2 separate regions of the Homo sapiens genome follow, and region 2 is linked to region 1. Evidence: chromatin loops called from intact Hi-C (ENCODE). Cell type or tissue: CD14-positive monocyte. All regions are shown on one strand. Each heading gives the region's core, and the rest is flanking DNA. Links, peaks and the distances in the headings are about the cores only.

What was found. A loop is a pair of places that touch in the nucleus more often than their neighbours do. Peaks named below come from ENCODE experiments on the same cell type or tissue, not always from the same donor. Only the 100,000 strongest peaks of a DNase experiment are listed, where the experiment ranks them.
Region 2: it touches region 1 in a loop (4-fold over the local background); 2 of 110 quality-filtered maps call a loop at or near these places.

The regions. Positions count from the first base shown.
Region 1 is chr7:140,339,715-140,347,679 of GRCh38, reverse strand. It overlaps SLC37A3 (solute carrier family 37 member 3), which reads left to right. Exons shown (of 15, transcript NM_207113.3): 11 at 1,710-1,811; 12 at 2,417-2,464; 13 at 4,117-4,268. Among named protein-coding and RNA genes, the nearest start is that of SLC37A3, 55 kb to the left of the region's middle. In CD14-positive monocyte, for the core only: a CTCF peak has its summit at 4,354 (motif pointing right); DNase peaks (open chromatin) are centred at 4,399 and 4,719; H3K27ac peaks cover 603 bases.
Region 2 is chr7:139,598,062-139,606,026 of GRCh38, reverse strand. HIPK2 (homeodomain interacting protein kinase 2) reads left to right here. Exons shown (of 15, transcript NM_022740.5): 10 at 1,804-1,946; 11 at 5,431-5,610. All of the region lies in intron 2 of LOC105375530 (a long non-coding RNA gene), which reads right to left. Among named protein-coding and RNA genes, the nearest start is that of CLEC2L, 78 kb to the right of the region's middle. In CD14-positive monocyte, for the core only: CTCF peaks have their summits at 3,524 and 3,742; no DNase peak of the experiment used is centred there.

The sequences.
Region 1 (7,965 bases), core at 1,492-6,491:
GGTATTACTTACATGGCTGTGCCAGATCTTAATAACCTTCAATAATGTTAACATTTAGAATTGTGGTGAGACTCAACTGCCGTGAGCTTGTGAAAGCACACAGTCTGTGCTAGGCAATCTGCTATTACTGTATTTGAACTTGGCTGCCCGTATTCTTAAATCCAGAGCCAAAGGTGAGGTTGCCACCGTTAGACCTCACCATATTCTGTATCCTCTGAAGTTGAAATTGTCCAGCTGCCTGCTATCTGATAAGGACACACCAGATGTCCAATAGCCCCTACAACTCAGAATGGTGCTGTATGTGACATTGTTGCTTGAAAGATTCATATCCCTGCTTTTTAAAGATTGTGTCCTATTAGCAAACCATAACTGCTAAATTTTATTTTAGTGAATATTTACTAGCCACTTTTTTTTTTCTTTTTTTTTTTTTTTGGAGATGGGGGTACTGCTCTGTCGCCCACGCTGGAGTGGCACGATCTTGGCTCACTGGAGCCACAACCTCCTGGGCTCAAGCGATCCTCCCTAAGTACCTGGGGCTACAGTCATGCACCACCACACCCAGCTAATTTTTTTGTATTTTTTGTAGAGATGGCATTTCACTGTATTGCCCAGGCTGGTCTCAAACTCCTGAGCTCAGGCAATTTGCCCACCTCGGCCTCCCAGAGTGCTGGGATTACAGGCGTGAGCCACTGTGCCCACCTACTGGCCTCAATATACTGTAAGGCACAGTTTTTTTGGTTTTTGAGACACGGTCTTGCTCTGTTGCCCAGGCTAGAGTGCAGTGGCACAATACAGCTCACTGTAGCCTCAGCCTCCTGGGTTCAAGCAGCACGATACGGTTCACCACAGCCTCAACCTCCTGGGCTCAAGCCATCCTCCTACCTCAGCCTCCCAAGTAGCTGGGAATATAGGCACGTGCTACCATGCCCGGCTAATTTATCTTTTATAGAGATAAGGGCACTGTGTTGCCCAGGCTGGTTTTGAACCCCTGGCCTCAAGCAGTCCCCCAGCCTTGGTCTCCCAAAGTGCTGGGATTATAGGCATGAGCCACCATGCCCAGCAAGGCATAGTTCTTAATTCATTATCTTTCAAATTAAAAAGAAAAATCAAAAATAGCATTCACAACTTGTTTTTGTAAGGGATAGCCGATGGCTTTGACAGTTTTTCCTTTTTTCATGTTTTGCTGTCTGATTTGTGGTCTCCTGTCCCCACTGGTCATCATGGTGATTTAACAGACAGTTTATTCCTAAAAGGAAGTTATGGAGGACCCCTTTTCAGGGAGTCAGACCTATTTTTTTTTGAGACAGAGTCTCGCTCTGTCACCCAGGCTGGAGTGCAGTGGCGCAATCTCGGCTCACTGCAAGCTCCGCCTCCCAGGTTCACACCATTCTCCTGCCTCAGCCTCCTGAGTAGCTGGGACTACAGGTGCCCGCCACCACGCCCGGCTAATTTTTTTGTATTTTTAGTAGAGACAGGGTTTCACTGTGTTAGCCAGGATGGTCTCCATCTCCTGACCTTGTGATCCACCTGCCTCAGCCTCCCAAAGAGCTGGGATTACAGGTGTGAGCCACCGAGCCCGGCCCAGCCATATTTTTTGATAGACTAGTGTCAGGCTGCTGCTAGTGAGACTAGAGGGCAAATGGGGAGCACGCCTCAGGTGAGCGAGCTAAATTAGAAGTGATTTTGATTGCTCGACACTCTGCTTGAAGGTGGAACTTTGCAAGGCTTCATCTCTGATGTACTACAGAAGAGAGCGCCGGTTCTTGCCCTGAGTCTGCTTCTGGCAGTTGGGTCCCTCATCGGGTATAGTCGTGAGTATTCTTTTGCAATTACTAATTCCTTTGCTCCCCTAATCTGGTTGGAATAAGGCATTTGTTTGGAGTCAGTGACCAGTGCTGGGGAGAGCCTGGAGACCAGCTTCAAGGCCCGATATGCCACCTTTGCATTGTCCTGTGAATGCCTGGGAAACCTGTCATCACATAGTTTTATTTGTCTTGGGAGGAAACTGGCATCTCTTTTGCTTTGTTAATTTGCTTAAAAGCTTGCTTGGGAGTGTATATGCTTTGTTTGGGGGAGGCTCCAGAGGCACAGCATTATAGCCAATAAAACAATAAAAAGGGAACAGGTTTCAAAAGCGGAAAGATGGTAATTAGTAGGTTTGGTATATTCCCTTAAGATGCTGCTGAGACAGGAGTAGAGCTTTTCTTTAGCTTTTAGAAGTCTTGTTAGCTTGAGCATTAGCAAGAGGCAGACGTTACAAATCAGAGTTGAAAGAGGCAGAGAGAGTTGTGTCTCTTTGTTGTCTCTGGGAGTGATTTGTGAGGTCACGGAGATTCAGATCTTCGCGTACGGTTGGCAGAGGCACGTGGAGTCTGCTTTTCAAGCCACCATGGTTTGTCTGTGTCTTCCCTCACAGGTTCTCCAAATGATAAGTCCATCAATGCCCTTCTGATGACTGTTACAGGTACGGCACATGGCTCTGCTCCACCATGCTTCTGTTGCTCTGTAAATTCAGAGGAAAAGGGAAACTGTTTTCTCCCTCAATTTGAGTAGTACCGAAACCTTAATTACAGAGAATTCAAATTTTAAAAGGAAAAACGCCTCCTTTTCCAGATTCTTTTTCTCTGCTGTTTCTTACATGACCTCCTCAGTCCTATTGTGACAGAAGCGGTCCCTATTGACAGAGATTTTCTACGATTTTTGATTGCTGCCCCAGCTTCTGCTCTTACCTCTAAAAGTGACTTAGAAAAATGCCACATGGGAGACCAATTCACCAGCTTTCAAAAAAATCCACAATAGCTCGTGTCTCCTCCTGTGTTGGAATTGGTCAGCATTTTGTCACTTGAGCACTAGATAAAATAGTTGGGTGCATTTAGGGACTATGTTATAGAAAAATTACTTACTTTATTTATTATTTATTTATTGAGACAGAATCTTGCTCTGTTGCCCAGGCTGGAGTGTAGTGGCACAGTCTCAGCTCACTGCAACCTACACCTCTTGGGTTCAAGTGATTCTCCTGCCTCAGCCTCCTGAGTAGCTGGTAATATAGGCGTGCACCACCACGCCCAGCTAATTTTTGTATTTTTAGTAGAGACATGGTTTCACCATGTTGCCCAGGCTGGTCTCAAACTCCTGACCTCAGGTGATCCACCTGCCTTGGCCTCCCAAAATGCTGGGATTACAGGCGTGAGCCACCATCCCCAGCCAGAAAAATTACTTATTTTAAACTTTCTAATTTTATTTTTATTTTTGAGAAGGAGTCTCGCTCTTGTCACCCAGATGGGAGTGCAGTGGTGCGATCTCAGCTAACTGCAACCTCCACCTCCTGGGTTCAAGTGATTCTTCTGCCTCAGCTTCCCAAGTAGTTGGGATTACAGGCGCCTGCTACCATGCCCAGCTAATTTTTGTATTTTTAGTAGAGACAGCGTTTCACCATGTTGCCCAGGCTGGTCTCGAACTCCTGACTTCAGGTGATCTGCCCACCTCAGCCTCTCAAAGTGCTGAGATTACAGGCATAAGCCACTGCGCCCGGCCAGAAAAGTTACTTATTTTAAACTTTAGATCATGCTTGGGAGAGTGAGCTGCTCATTCTACTTGGGGTACATGGAACTGATTCCAGCAGTGGGACCAGATTCACCTGGGCCATCGCATGCCTGATTCATGGGCAGCCTCACTGAGAGCAGTGGCAGATAGAGTCACCTGCTCCATTGCAGTGGCTTTTTCCTCTTTGCTCTTTTTTTTCAATATTCCTGGTTGAATTTGTGTAGTGGAATGATCATATGATGCAACTACCGTAATAGAATTTATTTGACAAGCTAGTGCAATTAGTTATTAATGAATGTAAACTTCACAGGATTAGAAGGGCTATGTGTTTCACTATTTTTGTATCTTTGGGTTCTACAAAATATACTAGAGTGTCACATAATTCGAGAAGGGATTTCAGGAACGTGGATGTTAACTACTAATAGTTTGAAAATGATACTATCTGGGGGTTTCCTTTTTTTTCCACTTCTCTCCAACATATTAAGAAAACTATTCGGATATTATTTTGCCTTATGCAGTAGATTGCTAGTGGTTGTGAATTGTGTTTTAATAAGAACCTGTTTATGACTTCAGGATTTTTTATTGGTGGACCTTCTAATATGATTAGTTCTGCTATTTCTGCGGACTTGGGTCGCCAGGAGCTCATCCAAAGGAGCAGTGAAGCTTTGGCCACTGTCACAGGAATTGTGGATGGTTCGGGGAGCATTGGAGCTGCAGTGGGCCAGGTGAGAGAACAGGAGAGGGGCTGGGATTCTAGTGTCTTCCCTCAAAGGCGGCTGAATGTGAACCTGCCCTCTGGGCCTCAGTAGGTGGCACTCTTGTGCTGTAGAACGCTGTTCCCAGAGCCCAAGGACTTCCGTCTCCCCTCAGGACCAGCTGATGCGTCCTAATGTAGAAGGACTCTCCATTGTTTTTAGTTCCTTTTTTCTACTTATACTTCTAGATTCTTCCTGTCTGCAAATAAGCTAAGACCTCGTAAGACAGACAGATCCTTCTGCCCCAGCCCACCATCCCCTTCTTTCTTTCCAGGCTGAACTTGGTATTCCGTGGTGGGGGGTGCTTCTTGTTATCCCCACCTGGCATGTGGACCCCACCATTGCTGTCTCCCGTCTCCCTCTCCCAGACACTCTACTGCATACACGTTCCTTCCTGGGCCCCGCCAGACATGGCCATGGACTCTGCAGCTGCTTCTGAATCACTCGCTCTGCTTCCTGTGTATCCAAAAATCTCTGACTGTATCTCAAAGAGTGGCCCATAAGTGTCTGGTATCAGAATCATCTGGGACACTCATTAAAGTACAGAACACCAAGCATACTACAGACTTGCTGAGTTCGAACCTACAGATCTGTATTTTCAACAAGGCTTCTTGGTGATTCTTCCACACTCAGATGTTTGAGATCCCTACACTAAGATTGGCCTACTATACTTAGAATTATTTACATTGACCTTTTTTTTTTTTGCATAAATTCAACTTTCTCTGGGACAGATATTTCTTTTCTGGCAGAGTCATGAGTCATGCCTCTTCTAGGATATACCACTACAGATTGTAGAGTACTAATTTTGTAGAAAGATGGATCTGAGAGTCATCTGTATGGATAAAAATAGTTGAACCTGTGGAAGTGAATGAAACATTTAATAGGGAAAGAGAATGTTGGCCGAGTCTCAGGGAATGCCCAGTGGTCAAAGAAAGAGGAAGGCAGCAGAGTAACCTGTAGTCAAGGGAACTGCGTTTGAGAAGGCGTTAGTAAGGTCATGGATGTAGAGAGGTCAGGAGAAAGAGAACTGAAGGATTTGTCTTTTAGGCTCTTAGTTTTGACATCTAGGAGGTCATTAATAACCTTGAAGATTATTGTTACTTGCTTGATGGGGGTGAATTGCTGATGTCTGATTGCTAGTGGTTAATGAGAGATAAGTATTGAGGTAAAGTAAGCCATGTTAATACTTTGACTACCTAGCCGTATTTTAATAGTCTATATGCACTTGTTAATGTCTGTCTCTCCCACTGTAACATAAGCTTCCTGAGCGCAGCATTTTGTTGTATGTTCTTCTGTCACCTTAGTACCTAGAACAGTGCCTGGCACACAGTAGACATTACTTGTGGAATGAATGACTGATATGCTTGGCATATTTGATTATAAGACTAAAGGGCAAAAAACCCCAAAGAAACAAAAACCTTAGCAAAGCCTTGAAAAATACGCTTACCTGATCATGCCCTGGAGCGGGAATCGAAAAATGCTCCCAGCCATCAGTTCAGACGTCTTCACCTATGGGGTAGAGAGTGGCTGCATTGGGCATCCTTTTCTGACATTATATTATTTTAAGTTATCCTTCCTTACGAATGTTTTCTTCACTAACTAAATGGGTGCATTATAATGAGTATTTCAGAGAATTTGCTTTTATTCAGATTGCCTCACCTGCCAGTATCCAGATCCCTCACTGTGAACTTGGGTCCTAGACTGACCTTCATGGTTGGGGAAGCACGTCTGGAGTAAATCACTGTTAGCTTTACTCATTCCTCTTCCATGTTGAGTTTTGAATGATTTCCCATTGCCTAAGGGGTGAAATCCCAAACTCTGTGACTTAGCGTTAACCTCTATCAGCTCTGTCCTTAGCCAGTGTACTAATTTACCCTGAATAACTTTGTTACCCCGTCTTTCCCTGACTTCCCAAGTAAAGAATTGTTTCTTCTTCAGGTTGCCATAGCAGTTGATGCGGTTCTGTAGTAGGCACCTGTCACGGTGTAAAGGTGATGCACCGTGACAGGTGCTCTGCTTGTTTCCTTCGTCTTTGTATTCCCAATGCTTAGTGCTTTTGTTGACACATACTAGGGGTTCAGTAAGATTAAATTGCAGTATCTGCCCAAGAGAAATGAGAACAAATGTCCACATTAAAACTTGTACATGAGGCTAGGTGTGGTGGCTCATGCCAGTAATCCCAGCACTTCGGGAGGCCAAGGCAGGAGAATTACTTGAGGCCAAGAGTTCAAGACCAGCCCAAGCAACATAGTGAGACCCTCATCTCTACAAAAAATAAAAAGTTAGCTGAGCATGGTGGTATGTGCCTGTCCCAACTACTTAGGAGGCTGAGACAGGAGGATCGCTTGAGCCTGGGAAGTCAAGGCTGCAGTGAGCCATGATCACACCACTCCAGTCCAGCCTGGGTGACAGAGCCAGACCCTGGCTCTCTCTCTCTATTTTTTTTTTTTGAGACAGCATCTGGCTCTTATGCCCAGGCTGGAGTGCAGTGGCAGGATCTTGGCTCACTGCAACCTCTGCCTTCTGGGACTCAAGCAATTTTCCCACTGCAGCCTCCCAAGTAGCTTGGACTGCAGGTACCCACCACCATGCCCAGCTAATTTTTGTATTTTTTTTGTAGAGACAGGGTTTCACCACATTGCCCAGACTGGTCTCAAACTCCTGGGCTCAAGTGATCCTCCTGCCTCAGCCTCCCAAAGTGCTAGGATTACAGGCATGAGCCACTTGCCTGGACAAGACCCTGTCTAAAAAAAAAAAAAAAGACAAAGTTGCAGTCAGTTTGGAGCCCCCCATGCTTCCTGTAGTGGATGATGAGACCTCTGCTTTTTTGCTACACATGATGTGATCTAATATAAATCACATAGTCGTTCTGCATTAATTTTTTTCACTTGTACATTTCAGTAATAATGTGATTGAAGAATGCTACCCTTTTGTGTCTGCGGCCAAATTGATTTTTGACAAGGGTGCCAGGACCATTCAATGGGGAAAGGATGGTCTCTCAATAAATAGTATTGGGAAAACTGGATATCCACGTGAAAAGAATGAAGTTGGAGCTGAGGAGTGGGAGAGGAAAGAAAAAAAAAAAAAAGAATGAGGTTGGACCCTAACCTTACCTCATATGCAAAAATTACCTCAAAATGGATTAAAGGCCTAACTTGAAGAACTTAAAATTATGAAACTCATAGAAGAAAACAGGGACAAATCTTCATGACAAATATGTACAAATGACCAATAAGCACATGAAGAGTCTCAGCATCCTTAGTCATTGGGAAAATGCAAATCAAAAACACAGTGAGCTGTGACTTCATGCTTACTACGATGGCTGTAATTAAAAAACAGGAAAGGGCCGGGCGCGGTGGCTTAAGCCTGTAATCCCAGCACTCTGGGAGGCCGAGGCGGGCGGATCACGAGGTCAGGAGATGGAGACCCTCCTGGCTAACACGGTGAAACCCCGTCTCTACTAAAAATACAAGAAAAATTGGCTGGGCGTTGTGGCGGGTGCCTGTGGTCCCAGCTACTTGGGAGGCTGAGGCAGGAGAATGGCGTGAACCCGGGAGGTGGAGCTTGCAGTGAGCTGAGATTGTGCCACTGCACTCCAGCCTGGGTGACAGAGTGAGACTCCATCTCAAAAAAAAAAACAAACAGGAAAGGTGACTGGTGCTGGCAA
Region 2 (7,965 bases), core at 949-5,948, 740 kb after region 1:
GCTTGATATCAAGATTTATTTTTTAAATGACATTAGTTAAAACTAATGCTTTTCATGAGCTCTGAAATGAGTTCCAATTGGCTAAGTCAGTAGAAACCTTACTGCAAACGAAATTGTTATTTATTTAATATTTGGAATTTGCAACTGTTTTAATCAATTAAATTATGTTTCCGCTTTCTGTGAGTTAAGTAAACCTGAAATACAATTAACTGTAGTTAATAGCGTTGGTAGAGTTGCTTCTTTCATTTTATCAACAGATATTAAGCACTCATGGTATGCGCATGGTCCCTGAGCTTCTGCCTATATCAAAAGCAAACAAACAGTATCAAAAACATCTAAGAGATTGCACTGGGCCTCAGGTGCAACATGAAAATAACGGAACAGGTGAACTGGTCCACTCAGCTCTCAAATGTGATTCTCTCATTTTTATAAGCGTCAATGTTTTTTAGGCCCTGACTCAAATCTGTAATCCATTTCCAGAATTGCGTATTTGTACCTATAAAACACCCACACTGAGCACATGCACAGTTTGTGAAGCACTGCATTCGATAAATTACCCAATGTTAGTCACATCCACTCTGATAGAAAGAGAGATGGCTAAGATATCAAACCTTTAAATATTTGATCTGTCCAAAAGGTATTTTACCTTAGTGACTATGCTTTAAGTGTCCAACTTTAGGCAGTGGTATTCAGTCTGAATCATCTAATGACCAAAGACAAGCAGAATAGTGATCATGGATTAAAAGAGCTTAAAACACAACATACACACACACACACACACACACACACACCAGTGAATCTATCAAGGAAGAATCACAAACGTTCATTTTAGATTTCTTAGAAAAATTAGGTTCAAGCAGTGACTTCCGCCTCTCTCTCATTTTTGCTTTGAGAAATCAAAGTAATTCTCAATTAAGCTATAGTCACAGCTAAGAATTTTACTTCATACTTGCTTGCTCTCAGATGTAGGTTCCAGATATTTGGTGATCTTAGAATTGTGTAAACTTAGATTCAGAAGATAACACAAGCTGGAACCTAGATTCTAATTGATAAATCAAAGGTAAAATGTTAAATAAAGGATACTAGGCAGAAAGCTTCTTGAGGGCCAGCGGTCACCCTCATCTAGCTCAACTCAACTACCCTAATCCCCTGTACATAGTTGTGGGACAGAACAAGTAAATAAATAAACTTTCAGAAACTTCAAGCATTGCTCATTAGAGCAAATTTATAAAGAAATCATTCTTCAACATGAATGAATCCCTTCCATACAGCTGTGTCCCTGTACTTAATTATCTTCTACTTAGTTCATATATGTTCTTTTTTTTTTTTTTTTTTTTTTTTTTGAGACGGAGTCTCGCTCTGTCGCCCAGGCTGGAGTGCAGTGGCGCCATCTCGGCTCACTTCTTCAAGCTCCACCTCCCAGGTTCATGCCATTCTCCTGCCTTAGCCTCCCAAGTAGCTGGGACTACAGGTGCCCGCTACCACGCCCAGCTAATTTTTTGTATTTTTAGTAGAGATGGGGTTTCACTGTGTTAGCCAGGATGGTCTGGATCTCCTGACCTCGTGATCCGCTCTCCTCAGCCTCCCAAAGTGCTAGGATTACAGGCGTGAGCCACTGCACCCGGCCTGTATGTTCATTGTTTATCTCCCCTTACTTTAGTTTTTGAGGCCAGAGACCAGGCCCTCACTCTCACACCCATGAGAATGTCTAGCACAACCCCAGGCACAGAATAAGTGTGGGTTCATGCAAATCAATTATGTGATTAGCAAACATGGTCATTGCACATGTCCTGTGTTCTACAGCAGGCTTGGCCAAGTGGGACCCAGCAGATCCTGCTTCCCCCAGCATGGCAGCAACTGACTGGAGTGGCCACCCACACATCAGTGCAGCATGCCACCGTGATTCCCGAGACCATGGCAGGCACCCAGCAGCTGGCGGACTGGAGGTAAGCAGGAAACCCCTCTAGGGTGAGTGGGTGTGTCTGGGATGGGAGGCACGTCCACTGCCAACACAGGGCTGCCAGGCTGGCCTGTACTTCAATTCCCCGGTTTGTAGAGAGCTTTTTAAAGCTTCTAAAAATATTGTGTGGACTATGAGTGCAGGGTAACAAGAAGCAATTTTTAAATAATATACCAGGATACAAGAAAATCAGTTTCATTAATTTATGCTTGGTTGTCATTTCCACCCAGAATTCAGTTATGTCATTTACTCATCAGTGTAATTCACCAGACTTGGTTCTGGATGATGTTTGGTAGTTTCTCAGAATTAAATTCTACGTTCAGAAAACAAAGGTCTGTCACCAGTGAAAGAATGCAGAAGAGGGTCCCCAAAGCCCTAAGCAATTCTAGAAAGTGTTCTGAAGATGTTTGAGACGGGGGTACTCTGGAGTCTATCTGACCTCCCACGGGATGGCTTGACAGAATGGGGTTTATTTGGAAGGGTAAATGCTGGCATGTTTGCTGAGTGTGCCTCTTCAGTTAATAGTCATATCTTACAGATCAGAGTCTACTTCCCACACACCCCAGAGGCGTCCACCTGACTGCCTGCCAGCACAGCATACCCCCTGCATCTGTTTCCAGAACTCTACCCTGCCCAACTCATGATTTCCTCACAGATGCGCTCCTCTGTTATTTTTATGGCTAGATACCCTTGTACCTTCCCCCGAACACCACCACAATGGCCCCTTCACCAGTGCAGAGCCAGATGGCAACCCTCCAAGTTGTCCCCAACTCCTCATGGCCCTATTGGGCTATCTCTCATTCTGCACGAATATCAGGACAGGTCACTCCCCTCAACCCCCTGACAGCCTCCATATCACACAGGGAACCTCCCACAGTTCTTATTCTGACCTACAAGGCTATTGTGAATTAAGATCTCTCCGAGAAAAGAAGAAAGGTGGTGATATAAGCCCCCAGTCAGACCCCTACTGCAGCTTCCTCCATTCCTCCAGTTCATTTTCTGCCCAGTACAGAGTACCTGGGCCCTTCCCCACAGTCCCACTCACTTCCCTTCTGGCAACGCCCTCATGCCACCACTCCAGCCTGGGCAACAGAGTGAGACTCCATCTCAAACCATGTAGAGCTGAGTTCAATCCTGGCTCTGCATGACCTGGGGCAAGTTAACCTTTATGCACCTCAGTTTCTTCTTCAATAAAGTGGGGATAGTAATGCCTGCTTCACAGGATTGTTGGGAGGTTTAAAGTAAGATAAAATACAAAGCACTTGGCCTATATTTAACATGCACCATCGCAGTGCCCGGTACATGACAGGCATTAAATAAACCTGTCATCTTCCCTCCCCACTATCACATCGGCCCATGCTCAGCAAGATTGCCTTTCCTCCTCCAGCTCCTTAGGAGCAGCCGAGTGGAAAGCTGTCTGACCAACTGGGTTTTTTTTTTTCCCTCGCCCCTTTTTCTCCTAAAAGACCACACACATGACATATTCCTTTTTTTCCCTTTTGTCTTTCAGCATTTATAGCTCATCTAATTTCAGAAATACACATACACTTACTAATTCCTACATATTTTCTTATTCCTCCTCCCTCCTTCCTTTCGTTTTGACATCTCTTACCTAGTGACCACAGGAGACATCTAAAGCCAGCATACTCTCTTCCTGGTCTCTCTCCATTTCATGTGTGAGCCAAAGAACATCTATTATTGTGGCTAACAAACAGAAGTACCAGTGCTAGGCCTGACTCAAAAGAGAAAGAGTGCCACCTGTCTACAGGAGAAAGAGCTACAACAAAATAAAGAAGCCATAATATCAGTTTCTTGGTCGGATGCAGTGGCTCACGTCTGTAATCCCAGCACTTTGGGAAGCCAAGGCAGGCAGATCACCTGAGGTCAGGAGTTTGAGACCAGCCTGGTCAGCATGGCGAAACCCCGCCTCTACTAAAAATACAAAAATTAGCTGGGCGTGGCAGTGCACGCCTGTAATCCCAGCTACTCGGGAGGCTGAGGCAGGAGAATCGCTTGAACCCAGGAGGCAGAGGTTGCAGTGAGCCGAGATCGCACCACTGCACTCCAGCCTGGGCAACAGACTGAGACTCCATCTCAAAAAAAAAAAAAAAAAAAAAGAAGCCATAATATGAGTTTCTAAAGTCCATGTAAATGCCCAAAAGGCGCTATCAAAATCCCTACAAAAGTGTTCATCTACTTCTTTTTTCCTGTTCATCCTTTTCCCCATGTTGCAACAATAGGTTCTTATAATTTTCTAAAATTCAAATGAATTATCCTTTAGCTTTGAATTTTATTATGTGTTAAATGAGCTCTTATGGGCCAATCTCTGAGTCAGTCACCACCTTTAACATTTCTGTGGGAAAACAAGGCTTTAAGCTTCATACAACCCAAATTATAAGAATTGTGAAACATAACCCGTTTTTAGGATGAGGGCTGCCAGTATTTCTATCATGACTGTTATTAATTTTGATTTAATACCAACTTTATACTTGTCTAGTCAACCTTCAGTTAATCTAATTATTCATTCAGCAAGCGTGTAATTAATTGATCAGCTGCTATATGCCTGAGCATTGTTCCAGCCACTGAGGGAATTCAAAAGAACATTAACACTTCCTAACACCAGAAGCATATGGCTCCCAGGCTTCAAAGTTTGTTTTTCACGTAAAGTATAATTTCTTCTTTAATAAAATGGTATTGCTAAGATATCCTGCCTACGTCACAGAGTGGAATAAAATAACCCATTGAAGACACTGTGTAAATTCCGCTTTTTCTTCATTTAAAAATTTTTTTTATAAAATTAAGGTGAAACTTTTTTTTTTTTTTTGAGACAGTGTCTCGCTCTGTCACCCAGGCTGGAGTGCAGTGGCACAATCTCGGCTCATGCAACCTCTGCCTCCCAGGCTTAAGTGATCCTGCCACCTCAGCCTCCCGAGTAGCTGGGCCCATAGGTGCACCCCACCATGCCCAGCTAATTTTTTGTATTTCTGGTAGAAAGGGGGTTTTGCCATGTTGCCCAGGCTGGTCTCAAACTCTTGAGCTCAAGCCGTCTGCCCTCCTCGGTCTCCCAGAGTGCTGGGATTACAGGTGTGAGCCACCATACCTGGCCTGTAAATTCTAAAATAGAATATTGTTCAGGATAAACACCTAGGTGCTCAGGGACTTTAAAAGTTGGAGGGAATATTTATCTCCAGTCCCTAGAACTTAAAAACTTGGAGCCGGTGTACTTGGCATTCTTCCCACTTGAAAGTCCTCTTTCTCACTCACAGCCAGTTATGTTTCACCTACTCCTTATGAGTAGAAGAAACCCACCCGTTGAGCACACATGGCCAGGCTCATCCCTTCAGCAGCTGCACAGCTAGTGAGATAACCAACTGCAGTCAGCGTTTAATTGGGGAGGAAGCTTGATCTTATAGAGGAGCTCTACTTTTAGAACACCTCTAAGGCACCTTGTTGTCCCGGTTGCCTTTCAGAAATACGCATGCTCACGGAAGCCATTATAATCCCATCATGCAGCAGCCTGCACTATTGACCGGTCATGTGACCCTTCCAGCAGCACAGCCCTTAAATGTGGGTGTGGCCCACGTGATGCGGCAGCAGCCAACCAGCACCACCTCCTCCCGGAAGAGTAAGCAGCACCAGTCATCTGTGAGGTAGGTGGTGAGAGCCACCCTAGGGAAGAGAAATCCCAGGGGATGTGAGTGCTAAAGAAATGTAGTTTAGGGAGTATCAGCACCCACTCTGAACATGGGACAGTTGCATGGGATGGGGGCACTCCTCTTCCTGCAGTGACTAGCAAAACATCCTGTACCACCTGGTTTGGCCTAGGGTTTGCAGGAAGCACTTGGTTTAAGACCGTGGTAATAGTGTAGGGATGGATGCAATGGAATCTTGCAGTGGGCAAGAGAGATTGGGCTCAACTCCATACAGCGTGGGCGAGTGAAAATTTATAGCCAAGGCAGGGTTGGGGGGTGTCGGTGGATGGGAAGTTACTAAGAGGAAGCATCAGGGGTAAGGGAGATTCTGCCTAAACTGACCTAACAGGATTCTTGCTAATGACAGGCCCGGGTGATCAGATATCACACCTGGAGGATGAGGAACCTCATCAGATATCGAGGGTGATCAGATATCAGGGATGGTGGGTTCTTGCTAAACTGACTTAGCAAGGTTTTTTGCCAAAAGTAGATTGTACAGCAGAGTGCACAGTTAGACCTAGGAGAAGGTTCACAAGCCTGACTAAAGTTTGGTGAAGCAAATTATCTTTTGTCACTTTCTACTTGTCTGGAGAACACTCAGCTTCACCTGAAGTTTCATTTTGGAAACAATTTACCATAATAATTGTTTTAAAATATTTTAAAATGTTGAAGTTGTTTAAAAATGTTTTAAAAAATACTAAAGAAATGTGCTTTCTTTGTATCTAAGATCAGAAGTTTAACTGATTTAGCACCTTGCTTAAATAGAAGCAATAGCTTGTTTAATCCCAGACACTAACCAGCAGAACACAAATCTTTCCCATTCCCTTTAAATCCATTCTCATCTCAATGAACACTTTGAAAAAATCAAGGTCAACAAAAGGCTGCATGCTGTATGATTCCATCTATATGGCATTTCGGAAAAGGCAAAACATAGAGACAGAGATCCGATTAGGGCTTGCCAGAGACCAGTAGGAGAGGAGGAGATTGACTGCGAAGAATCCTGAGGGGAAAAGCTCTAAGTCTGGATTGTAGGGGGGGTTATGACTGTGCATTTGTCAAAACTCATCAAACACTTCAAAGGGAGAAATGTTGCTATATGTCAGTTATACCTTAATAAACCTGACTTTTTAAAAAATGGAGATTTCCAAGCCAGAGAGAGAGAGAGAGATCGTGTGACTACAGGATTGCTCCTGCATCTCTTCCTAATGGCACAGCTTTGAGGTGCTTAATTGCTTATTTGCGATAAGTCAATCAAGAGAAATCTGGTATACAAAATGTCTAGTGATTTTGGTTTTCTGCTTCCTCATATAAGCAGATACCAGAAACTAGGCCTTTTTCTTTTCATTCTTATTCAAAAATTCATCCAAGGGCTGAAGTTGTCATCCTCCAAGATTCCTTATTTGGGTATTTCTGACAACTCAGGGAAATTTATCTCAGATCATTGGCAGCTTTCCAGAACGCTTTTGTTTGGCAGCCTTGTGACAGCTCACCCATGTCATTATTAGACTGGGTGGCAACAAAGTCCACTGTCTCAATCCTCATGGGCTGTCATGCCCAGCAAGGTCACATGGAGCACTACTCTGTCCCAGGACTGAGCTTAGCATCTTTGTGGTTCACCTTGGCTGAGTAGGGGCAGTAAGAACCCTTAGCCTCCCAACCTGTTTAGCAAGTCCCTCCTTTTTGTTTACTCACCACCCAGCTGACTTCATGAAGCCTCATTGCCAGTACATTTCAAGATCGATATAATTATAGTGAAAGGTATGTATTTGCTTATTTTTAAGACCAATGCCTTAGCAAAACAGTCTGAAAGACCAGAAGTCTCTCCCTTGTTGGTGATGTGGCCAGGCATACTTTTCCTTAACAATGCCAAGTGGAGATACTAAAACCATTGGTAGTGAAAAACATAATCTTAAAATTGTAATGTATTAGCAACGACAAATACATAGGTTTATAGTAAGTACAAACAATGGTACAATCATATCAGTGAAACATATTACCAGTCCCTAGAAGGAGCAAGCAATGTATCTGGCACTAGCTAGATAGGAAAATAAATCCACCTTTATTGAATTATTTTCATTTTACTGCCATCCCTTTAGCTAGAAGGTGCTAGAATCTCTAAAGACATATAAAAGTCTGAGTTTCATTATACATTGCTGTTAGTCTCTCACTGCATAGATACTACAGGTTGAGCATCCCTAATCCAGAACTCCAAAATTGTCCCAAATTCGGAACTTTTTGAGGATTGACATGATGCCGTAAGTGGAAAATTCCACACCTGACATGTGGTCTCAGTCAAAACTTTGTTTCATCCAG